Linked DNA regions of Mus musculus: region 1 is linked to region 2. A link is a contact called in ENCODE POLR2A ChIA-PET data. All regions are on one chromosome and are shown on one strand. The core of a region is the stretch at or near the end of the contact, and the rest is flanking DNA. Distances in the headings are between cores, read along the strand shown.

Region 1 (5,928 bases), core at 782-3,281, 84 kb before region 2:
TAGGTCCATTCTCTGCATAAGTTATAAATTGAATTTTATTATACGTATAGGGAAGCTTCCGTTTCACACAGTCAGAGGCTTCAGGAGTCGATTGGGAGTCTTGGAATGCCATCTCTAGAGGATAAAAAGAGGACTGTGTTGTTAATCCTTCAGCCAAAAAAAAATCCGAGTTCCTTAAATCCAAACCTCTTCACTAAAGACAGAAGGACAAACAGGGGAGTAGAGAAATGGAGAGAGAGAAAGCTCTAAAACTCCTGCTACAATTTAAATTCTTTTTACAGTCACATTTACCTATGCTTTAAACTGTTCGGTTTCAATTTCACCACACGCTGGTTTTTTGGTTTTTTTTGTTTTTTGTTTGTTTGTTTGTTTTTTTTGTTTCTTTGGCTTTTCGAGACAGGATTTCTCTGTGTAGCCCTGGCTGTCCTGGAACTCACTCTGTAGACCAGGCTGGCCTCGAACTCAGAAATCCACCTGCCTCTGCCTCCTGAGTGCTGGGATTAAAGGAGTGCATCACCAATGCCCAGCTCCCACTGCTCTCTTTACATAGCCTAGTCTGGCCTTGAACCCTCTTGACCAGTCCTCTTGCCTCTGCCTCCCCAGGGACCAGATTACAGGCATGTGCACAATAATGCCTGGCTAAATTGTTTTGTTGCTCAACGATTTTTTTTTTTGACATTGTGTCTCAGTCCATAAAATGAACTAGCTATGTAGTCAAGAGTCATTTTGAACTCTTGATCTTAGTACATCTGCTTGTACCTTCCAAATAATCACATAATAGGTGTATACCAGCACATCCAGTTTGGTACACACACACACACACACACACACACACACACACACACACACACACACACACATATTCCTCCATAGCCCCAAAACTGGTCATGACCTCTTGCTCTTCCTGCCTCAGCCTCTGCAGGGCTGGGATTGTGACTTGCCTCACCACACCCAGTTCTGGAATCCCACTCTTGCTTGCTTGACAGAGCCACACTGTGTAGTCTAGGCTGGCTGTAGCCTTCTGGCTATGGGGATTACACCACACCCCTTTAATACTATAAGATTCTCTTCATTTCTTCCCCTTTCTCCTTAATTTACAATTTCCTCCCATTCTTTATATTCCTGTTACAGTATTCCCATTTTCAACAATTTTTTTATCCCTGATTTTTATCCCTGGTTTAGTTTTTTTTTAAGATTACATTTTACAAGTGTATTTTGTGTTGCCTGTGACCATGTCTGTCTGTCTGTGTGTGTGTGTATATATGTGTGTGTGTGTGTGTGTGTGTGTGTGGTGTATACAAGCTAGGGTGCTTGCTTATACAGAGGTCAGAGGACAATTTGCAGGAGTCAGTTCTTTCTTTCCACCTTGTGGGTTTGGGGAAACATCTTTACAATCCGAACCATCATATCTGCACTGTTTTGTGTCACTTTTGTTGTTGTTGTTGTTGTTGGAGACAGGCTCTCTGTGGCCTTGGGTGGTCAAGACCGTGCCATGTAGCTGCAGCTGAACTCCTGTCTCTGCCTTCCAAGTGTAGAGATCACAGGATACACCACCACACCTGCCTTGTTTGCTTTGGGGACAGGATCTTGCTTGCTCTGGAACCCTGAGCTGTCCTTGAACTCTTTATTCTCCTAGCCTACCGGTCTCTATTTCCCTCATCCTGCCCATCACCACCCTCTGACTGATGTTTTCCACATCATTCCTCCCAACTTCTTCATCAGCTCCAAAGATCGTGCATACACCTCTCACCCTTTTCCCGCCTTTTTCCCCCACAAATGCTCCAAAGCTCGAAGTCCTCATTGTCCTCTACCCCCTCCCTTCCCATCCTCCAATCAACCCACCAAGACAGCCCTGTTACCATGACGACCAGGCTTTTGCAAAACTGAAGTCAAGGACCTGGTTGCCATGGTTTCCGCTTCTCCGCCTCCAGCCCCGCCTGCGCGCCGGATGAGATGGGGGTGGGTCGCTGCAGCGTTGGCGCCTGCGCAATGCGTCCGTGCTTGGAGCCGGCGAGGCCTTGGGGCGGGGCTTCAAGCGGAGAGGGAGGGAAAAGAAAAGAATCCGACTGGGAGTGGAGCTGGCTTCTACGGTGGCCGGAGAGGGACGCACCGGGCTGGAGGCTGCAGGATGGTAGGCTGTGAGGAGAGGGAGGGGACGGGGACCCGAGGGGCGTGGGCTGTACCTGCAGGGGTCCGGAGGGGGGCTGCCCTTTGTGGGAGTCGCCCTGTCTTCCCTGTGGTCCGCAAAGGATCCACTTCCTGGAGCTGCTGGAGAGAGCTGACCTCGGAAGCTGGAAATGGCACTAGGGACAGGGGTTGGGAGGAGTCTTGCTGGTTAGGAGAGAGGGGACTAGAGCTGAATGGTGGCGGGACTGTCCCGAGCCTGGAGAAGCGCTCGGGACTCTGGGAATCTTTAAGACCCTCCCAGGCACTGCCGCAGGGAAGGCACGAGGTTGGGGCGCCGGGGTCACTCGGGATGGTTGCAGGTCGCCGAAACCCCTTCCCTTGAGGCCCACACTGGAGCATGGCCCATGGAGAGCTCGGTGTGGGAGGGAACAGTTTCCGGGTCTCTGGAGTGAACCTCCTGTCTCGCTTCCTTGACAGCTCACCCGGAGTTCTGGCTCAGGTGGGCTCTAGGGTTTGCCGTCGGGGACCTAGGCTCTGGAAGACTCCCTACTTTGGCAATCCCAGCTCTCCACCCTCTCCGGGGCATTTTCTTTTCCGGAACCCAGGCCTTCCTGCTGTAGCTGTCACCTCCTTTTCTTAACTACACAGGACTCCCTCAGTTCTTCACCTTCCCTATCCCCCCCACCAACAGTACTTACTTCTAGCTTCTGGGGTGTTGTTTTCTTTTAACTTAACCTGCTAAACTGGAAGTGTGGGACACACACAGATATCCCAACCCGGGCCATGTTCTCAGAGCTGTTTGCTGGGAATTGAGTTCAGGATATGGAATGAGGAACCTCTGCAACTGGTAATAAAACTAGGGCCATGCGGGAAGCAGTGAGGACTCTGCTTGCTAGTTATTCCACAGACATTCCCTAGGAGAGCCCTCCAGGGTGACTATGCCCCTGTCTGAGGGACCCAGTGATCAGTCACCTGATGTCTCAGAAGAAAGGTCAGGCCTTAGAGTGCACACCTGTAACCTGGTACTCAGAGGTAAGAAAAAGGGAGATCAGAAAACCAAGGGCAGCCTTCGCTACTTAGGGAATTGAGATCAGCCTGTGCTACATGAAACATTGTCTCACAAAAGAAAGACAGAAAAGAGGGCCAGAGAGACGGCTCAGCTTGTCCGGGTGGCTGATAACCTGAGGTCATTCCCAGGAGCCATGTGGTGGAAGGAGGGGACTGACTCCTCCTCTGACCTCTGCATGTAAGTGATGGCACGTGGGTGCCCCACACATACGTGTAAAAGAATATAAAAGAACGCTTTAAAGAAACTGGAAGCCGAGCGTGGTGGCACACACCTTTAATCCCAGGACTAGGGAGGCAGAGGCAGGCAGATCTCTGAGTTCGAGGCCAGCCTGGTCTACAAAGTGAGTTCCAGGACAGCCAGGGCTACACAGAGAAACCTTGTCTAAAAAAAAAAAAAGCTGGGAAGAGAGGCAGTATGTGGAACTAAATGTGTGGATGGTGGAGAAAAATGGAGGGTAAAATCTGAATATTTCTGCCAAGCACAGTTCTATTTATATACACTACTCAGGGAAGAGTATCGACAGGTATGGGACTGACGAGAGGCCATATTGAGTCAGAGGCATCTGAAGGTTTATGGCAGGATCGGGTAGGGCGTCTGTGAGACATGGCGTCTAGAAGAACACACAGAGAACTGTTGTCTGTTGGCCTCAGCTTATCATGAGGCTAGGCATCTTCTCCATGGAAAACAGGGTTAGGAAACAGAAGGTCAGGGGAAAATAGCAGCACCTAGCATGTTACAAGTCCTACTGTGTGTCAGGCACCCTCATAAATGAACAAACCCACTATGTAGACACATGCGCACATACACAGAATTAAAACTAATAAAAATGTGCTGGAGAGATGGCTCAGTAGTTAAGAGCATGCGTTGCTCTTGCAGAGGTCCTGAGTCTGATTCCCATCACCCACATGGTGGCTCACAACCATCTATAACTCCGGTTACGGAGGACTCAACAGGCGTGCATGTGTCACACATACATGTGGGCACATAAATATCATACACATAACGTAAATCTTTAATGATAATAACAAATCTTAAAAGACCTCCAGAAGAAAGTATTATTTCTATCCTGCGGATAAAGAAATGGAGCTTTAAAGACTGCTTAATCCTTTTCAAAACCAATCAGACTGCTCAGTGGGTAAAGGCCCCTGTGGCCGAGCCTGACTGACGAGCTGAATTTGATCCCTGGAGCTCACACAGTAGAAGCAGAGAACCAGCTCCCCAAAGTTGTCCTCTGACCTATACACACACACACACAAATAAGTGTAATAAAATGTTTTTACATTTAGTTTACCATATGTGTGTGGGTGGGTGCTTGCTCCATTATGATCGTGGAGAGAGGACAGCTCGTGGGAGTCCGTTCTCTCCTGTAATGTGGGTCATGGGTATTGAGCATGGGTCATCGGGCTTGGTAACTGATTTAGCTATCTTGCTAGCCTAGTATACATTAATTTGCCTGAGGCTGTACTCGAGCTAGTAGAGCCAGTATTTGAACCCAAATCACAGGCATAAGATTCTTTGACTTTCCCCCAGGAAAAAAAAACGATCCTCCTTGTGGGGACACCCAGCATTGACAGCGAGGACAGGGGTTTTCAAGAAGGTATCAAGGAACAGTGGGGGAGTCTGGGGCTGTATGTTTGTGGAGGAAAAGAGGCTCCAACCCCCTTCTCTGCCCTTCATCTCTTGTCCTTCCTCCCTTGCAGATGCGATTCATGCTACTGTTCAGCCGGCAGGGAAAACTTCGGCTACAAAAATGGTACCTGGCCACCTCAGACAAGGAGAGGAAGAAGATGGTCCGAGAGCTCATGCAAGTCGTCCTGGCTAGAAAGCCCAAAATGTGCAGCTTCCTGGAGTGGAGGGACCTCAAAGTTGTCTATAAGAGGTGACACTCTGTCCCTTTATTTATAGATGTGCAGGAATTGCTCTGGAGTTGCATTGTGGGTTCAAATGGCTGAGAAATAACTCTGAAATCAGGGAGGGTGAGGAACCAAGGCATCTATTGGTTGGTCATGAGTAACCGCTTCCTTCACTTCCCTAGTTCATCTTGAAATTGTTTTTCCAACCAGGGATGGACCTCTGTTCATAGAGTGCTTACCTGGCATGCACAAGGCCCTGGGTTTGATCACAAGCACAACATAAACCAGGTGTGCCTGTACTCCCGGCAGCACTTAGGAAGTAGAGGAAGGAGGCACAGAGTTGGCTACATAGTAAGTCTGAGGCTAGTCCAGGCTTAGTCACTCAAAAACAAACAAAACCAACCAACCAAACAAACAAACAAACAAAAAACAAGCCGGGCAGTGGTAGCGCACGCCTTTAATCCCAGCACTCGGGAGGCAGAAGCAGGCAGATTTCTGAGTTCGAGGCCAGCCTGGTCCACAGAGTGAGTTCCAGGACAGCCAGAGCTACACAGAGCTACTACCCTGTCTCGAAAAATCAAATAAATAAATAAATAAATAAATAAATAAATAAATAAATAAATAAATATCAGAAAGAAAAAAGAAAAGAATGAAAGAAGAGAAAGAAAAAGAAAGAAAGAAAGTTAAAAACCAAGAGGAAGAAGCAGGTAGATCTCTGTGTTTTGCAGTCAAACCAGCCTGGTCTACAATGTAACAAGTTCCAGGCCAGGGTTGCACAGTGAGACCATGTCTCAAAAATAAAAAGGAAGAAATTACTGTTTCCTGCTTGGTTCTCTGACATGGCCTCTTGCATACACCCTGAAGACTCACCTGCCCATA
Region 2 (6,351 bases), core at 521-3,020:
TCAGGATGTGCTGACTCTGGCCTTGAACTTCTGACCTTCCTGCCTCTATCTCCACAGTCAATGTTCGACTACTGAACTATGTTCCTGTGTCTTCACCTTTGTAGTGCTGGGGTCACACAGCCTTGATACCACTAGCCCCTCAGATATTCTAAATCTCTAGAATTTTCCAAATGACTGTTATCCAATACAACGTAAACACTATATTAACGGCAATTAGTAACTATACCAGAAGTGTTTTGTGTACACTGTGTGTGTGCACATGGAAGCATGGAGGTCAGAGGACGGCCAGTGCTTTCACACTCCACAGCATCCCCTAAAGAAAGGGTCTCCAACTGAACCTGGGCTAAGATGGCAACAAGCCATCTCTAGCTGATTCCAGCTTACTCTCTATACAGACTCGGATGGCCACACTCAGCTGCTGCTGTGGGTGCTGGGGATTTGAACCCAGGTCTTCATGCCTGGACAGGATGCACTGAGTCTCCCCAGCCTGAGAGCATTTTTTCCTACAGCATTTTCCATCTGAATGACTGTTCAGATGCTGGGGACGTAGAGAATCAATCTAGCCCTTTCTCCAAGTGAAGTTACTGGTGGTTACTGAATGACAAATGTGCTGTAAGGTGAGGGTTCTGTGTTGGAAAGGGTCCTGGAGGGGTGAGGTCAAGCACAGTAGAGGTCAGGCTGGCTGGCGGCTGGAAAGTGGGGCCCAGCGCCTTACCCTCCAGCAGCACGATGCCTCTGCGGATGTCCTCATTGTATTTGCTTCGAACCAGGCACCAGGCATATTCAAATTGCGTGCTCTTGGACACAGAACCAGCTGCCTGCTCAGACTGAAATTTCCTTTCAAAATTCTGTCATTAGAGAGAAGAGTGACCATTTAGCAACAAAGAGCAGCAATCATTCTCCAGCTAACTTGATGTCTGAATCCCAGTTAGATCATATTTTCCTCCCTGCCGCCTTTCCCTTGTAGATCTTGGTACCCCGAAGCTTCTGTCATCTCCACCCCTGGGTCCCATGCTGTGTCCTCCCCTTCGGAAGGTCCGTGAACCCAGCCCCTAGTGGTACCAAGAGGAGATGCCACCTGGTGGCAGCTGGAGGCACTGCTCCCAAACCAGCTGACCCCAAGTGTCTGAAGAGTAAACATACTGTCCCAGAGCTAAACGACCTCCTACATGGCCTTTCCCTTGAGGCCGCTGGTCCCGTCCCACCCTACTCTTTTGGGCCTGGATCTGCCTTACTTTAATTCTAGGAGAGGAAAGAAAACACAGCTACAAGGATGCGGTGAAAATAGCACCGTGAGGAACTAAACACTAGCGAAAATTTACACCAGTGACTATACTACTCCATCCCTGCACACGAGTACCCCAAATTCCCAGCTCTGCATCACACTAAGACCCCAGGCCTAGGTCTGAGTTGCTGAAACCCGGGAAGCTACAATTCCCGTCAGGCCTAGGGACACGAAGCCGATTCCCACAAGAAGCAGGATGCCGCAGAGGCTGCTGGGAGCCGTAGTTCAGCTTGCCAAGAAAGACGAAACCGGCACTGGTTAGCCTCAGTCAGCTCTCCTCAGGAACTGCCCTTTCCAATTCTGCCCTTCTCCTTCCTCCGTCCCAGACCTTACCTTCAGATCCTCCACAGACACCAGCTCGTTCAGCACGGCCTCCATGGCCGCCGCCCCTGAAAGCCTCACACTAAGGTCTCTACTGGGCCACAGTCTCCATGGTCCAGTAGCAGGGGCGGAGAGGCACTTCCGGCATCGACCTGTGGAGGCCCCGCCCCTTCCTCCTTTGCCTTGGGGCGGGCGGGGGCACTAGTGCCTACGCTGGGATACTTTGCTCTCTTTGGACTCCCCTGATGTCCTAGATCCTCCCTGCATCACATTATCCTAGGAACCAGTGTAAGAACCCCTCACTCTAGGACCCTGGATTATCTTCAATGTTTGCAATAAAATCCTAATGAGTACCAGGGGCCGGAGGGTCTCAGTGTAGTCTCTCACAAAGAGATGCTCAGTCTCTCATAAAGCAAGAGGAATTGGTAGCTATACCCTCTCCATGCTCCACGCACTCCCCCACCTCCCCCCTCCGAAAACTTGGGTCACATGACCATAGTGGACAGCCATTCTTAATAGGATTCTGAAGAAAACCCAGGAAACACAGTCCAGGGTTAAAGGCCCATGGATGGCTCTCATGTTCTGTTGCCAGACCCCACATAGCTCACAACTGCCTGGGTTCCAGCTATAAGGGGAAAACTTGGGTCACATGATCCGCCTGCCTCTGCCTCCTGATTGCTGGGATTAAAGGCACACACCACCACCCAGCTCAGCCTGCTCTCTTATAGAACCCAGGACCATTAGCCCAGGGATGGTACCACCCACAATGGACTGGGTCCTCCCCCAGTTATGTAAATGCCTTGGAGCCAGATCTCATGGAGGCATTTTTCTCAATTGAGGGGCCCTCCTTTGAGAGAGCTCTAGTTTGGGTGTCAAGCTGACAGAGGACTAGCCAGCACACTCGCTGTCCCTTGCCCTATGATTCTGAAACCTCCAGTAATCACAGGCACTCTGCATGTGCCTGCCGTCTTTGCTATTCAGAACATCTATCTTCTAGCCCTGCCGTTGCTTATTGGTTGATTCATTCATTTTTGATTGAGCATTTCCTAAGTGTCGGTCACTATTTAAGTACAGGGATTGGCACTGAGAAAAAGAAAACTCCTATCCTTATGCATCTAATGTGGGGAGGGGGAATGGTCATGCAGGCTTTCATCCTAGCGCTTGGGAGGTGGAGGCAGGAAGAGGAGGAAGTTTAAGATCATCCTTGGCTTAGCAAGTTGGAGTCCAGCCTGGGGTAGGAACTCTTCTTGGGAGCCAGACAATCCAAGGCTTTCTCAGAGGCCTGGGTGAAAGGGCAAAAGGAATGTCAGCTCTGTGTCACTGTCCACAGGCAGACTTGGCAAGGTCTGAGGCTGGGGCCTGGGCCTCACAGGAGTGAGGGTTGCAGTTTGTCGGGATCCTACTCTCTTCCTGGCCTATGGCTATTCGTCCTTAGATAGACGTGTATGTCTGAGGTATCCTGTGTTCTCGTTGCCAACGTTGTCTAATTTAGCTACTTTGGGCCATTCTCCCCCTACAAATAGCACATAAGATGCTGTATTTTGGGCTGGAGAGATGGCTCAGCGGTTAAGAGCATTGACTGCTCTTACAGGGGTCCTGAGTTCAATTCCCAGCAACCACATGGTGGCTCACAACCATCTGTAATGGGATCCGATGCCCTCTTCTGGTGAGTCTGAAGACAGTGACAGTATACTTATACTTACATGCATAAAATAAATAAACAAATCTTTAAAAATAAATAAACAAACAAATGAACCAACAAAAACCCTGATCCCTTAAGATGATACACCTTAGACCTCAGAAGAGCGTGTTGGATCCCCCCACCCCACCCCACCCCCGCCCTGGAGCTGGAGTTACAGGTAGTCATGAGCTACCTGACATGGTGTTTTAGGGTTTCTATTACCACGGAGAGACATCATGATCCTGGCAACTCTTTGCTTGTTTGTTTGTTTGCCCTTCCAGAAGCCCTGGGCTCAGTTCCCAGTTCTGTCAGGTGGTTCACCACCTCCCAGAACTCCAGTGTTGGGGATCGGGTGCCTTTGGCCTCTGTGGGCACCTGACATGTACACAGAAGCACATACATTTGTACATACAAAGTAGATCTTTTTAAAAATGAAAAGCAAACAAAACCGCAAACATTGTGGCAAAGTGACAGATATATAAAATTTGGCCTCTGACCCACGGTCCCCAGGATCCCTGTTTTTTTTTTTTTTAATTTTTAATTTATTTATTATATGTAAGTACACTGTACGTGTCTTCAGACACTCCAGAAGAGGGAGTCAGATCTCGTTACAGATGGTTGTGAGCCACCATGTGGTTGCTGGGATTTGAACTCCAGACCTTCGGAAGAGCAATTGGGTGCTCTTACCCGCTGAGCCATCTCACCAGCCCGGTTTTGGTTTTTTTAACACGGGGTTTTCACTATGTAGCCCTGGCTGAAATGGCCTCTGTGGCTCAGAATAACTTTAAACTCATACAAATCAACTGCTTCTGCCTCCAAATGCTGGAATTAAAGGTGTGAGCTACCACACCCAGTTAGGATCCCTGACGGAGGTCGCAGGGGCGCTGTAGTTCTGAATGCCTTGCATCTTCCTGAGGAATGGGAGCGACTTAATTCTCACTAACTGGGCCCTGGGTGGTTTTCAGGATGGAGGCTGGTCACAGGAGAATCCAGTCCAGATGAAAAGCTTGGAACTTTGTGTCTAACCCACCCCTCCTTCACTAGGGAAGGGAGAGGGCTGGAGAGAGTCAATAATTAATCAAGTGAAGCCTCCCATAAACGGCTCTCAACTGTGGAATTCAGAGCTGCTGTGCCAGCAGTCACGTGGAAGAATCATGAAAACCGTGCATGAATTACTCTGTCCCCATACAGCCCATGCACCTGGTCTTTTCCTAAGAAACCAGGGGTGACGAGTGCTTCCTTGAATGCCCAGCTGTTATAGCTCTTTCTCCATCCAGAAGCTCTCAATGTGAACCCAGCCACCCAGAAGTACCAGGGGCAACCTGGGCTTGTGAGGGCAGTCTGAAGCAGGCTCTCTAACTTGTGGGTTCAGATGCCAGCTCACGTGAGTGTCAGCACTGAACTGGAGGACAGACACCTCCCTCCACCCACAAAACAGGGTTCACAGAGTGGAGCATCACCTGGGAGCTAGAGAACTCAGGTGTGGGTAGATGTTTGGGGAGAAGTAATTTTCTCATTTAGATGATGGGGGCTGGGGCTGGGACTCAGAGGGCAGAGTGCTGTCTAGTAAGCATGTGTCCTGGGTTTGTTTGGTCACTAGCACAGAAAGATGGCTCAGTCAGTACAGATGCTTGCTGTCAAACCTGATGACCTGAGTTTGGTCCCCAGGACCCATATGGTGGAAAGAGACAACTTTCCCCATGCTGTCCTCGCATCTCTGCACTCAGACTGTTGCATGTCAACCCTCCACAACAGACCAACAAATGTGCATGCAGGGGATGGGGCCCACTGCAAAGGAAAACGAAACCCATGACATAATCTGGAGAGTTGAGAGCACACGAAACGTAACAAGGAAGGGACTGAGGACAAGGAAGATGTGCAGGGACTCAGTGACGCTCTCACAGAGAGCAGAGTCCTGCCACAGAAGGAAGGGGCAGCACAGGTAAACGGCAGAGGACTGCAGGCAGACAGGGGCCCGGGCGCACTGGCTGTGCTGTTCAAGGGCCCCAAATCCTGCTATTCAGGAGCAGGGAAGAGGATCGCCAGTTCAAGGCACACCCCCAGTTAATGAGGGAATTCAAGGCCAAGAGAGCTTGAATGAGCTCACACCTCAAAATATAGAATAAAAGGTGTGCGTGTCTGGGGAGGGAGAGGGAGAGGGAGAGGGAGAGGGAGAGGGAGAGGGAGAGGGAGAGGGAGAGGGAGAGGGAGAGGGAGAGGGAGGAGGGAGGAGGGAGGAGGGAGGAGGGAGGAGGGAGAGGGAGAGGGAGAGGGAGAGGGAGAGGGAGAGGGAGAGGGAGAGGGAGAGGGAGAGGGAGAGGGAGAGGGAGAGGGAGAGGGAGAGGGAGAGGGAGAGGGAGAGGGAGAGGGAGGAGGGAGATGGTTCAATGGTTAAGAGAACTTAATTCTCTTGCAGAAGACTTAAATTTTGTTCCAGGGGATATGACATACTCTTCTGGTCTCCAAGGGCACCTGCACTCATGAGCACACAGATACATACAGACACGCATGCATACATGTAAGAAAAATAAAATAACTCGCTTTATTTTACACGTATGTTTTATGTGCATGTATATATGTGCAGCATGTACATGCCTGAGTGCCTTCAAAACTCAGAAGAGGGGATCAGATCCCCTGAGGCTGGAGTTACAGATGGTTACAAGCCACCTCGTGGGTGACGTGAACTAAACCCAGACCCTTTGTAAGAGCAACAAGTGTTCCTAACCGTGGAGCCATTTCTCCTGCTTTCTAAATAAAATATTTAAAAAACAAAACAAAACTAAAGCTGGGTGTATGTACATGTCTTTAATTTCTGCACTCAAGAGGCAGAGGCAGGAGGACAAGCTCAAGGGTAGCCTGGTCTACACAGTGAGTTCTAGGCCAGCTAGAATTACATGGAAAGACCTTACCTCAAAAACAAACAAACAAACAAATAAACAAAAGGCTGAGGATAAAACTTGGTTATAGAGCCCCTGCCAGAATCCCCCTGGGAGGGGCTGGGGGTGTGGCTCCTGATAGATCACTTGCCTAGCATATGTTGAGTTCCACCCACAGCACTGAACAA

The links. ChIA-PET counts read pairs that join two places held with the same protein, here RNA polymerase II (POLR2A).
Region 1: POLR2A ChIA-PET joins it to region 2 with 13 read pairs in Patski. The contact joins the promoter of Ap1s1 here to the promoter of Fis1 in region 2. POLR2A ChIA-PET finds 5 or more read pairs at or near these places in 3 of 5 experiments (Patski and embryonic stem cell).

The regions. Positions count from the first base shown.
Region 1 is chr5:137,042,211-137,048,138 of GRCm38, reverse strand. It overlaps Ap1s1 (adaptor protein complex AP-1, sigma 1), which reads left to right and starts at 2,031. Exons shown (of 5, transcript NM_007457.3): 1 at 2,031-2,131; 2 at 4,897-5,075. The coding sequence starts at 2,129.
Region 2 is chr5:136,957,496-136,963,846 of GRCm38, reverse strand. Fis1 (fission, mitochondrial 1) reads right to left here and starts at 1,770. Exons shown (of 5, transcript NM_025562.3): 1 at 1,619-1,770; 2 at 716-848. The coding sequence starts at 1,663.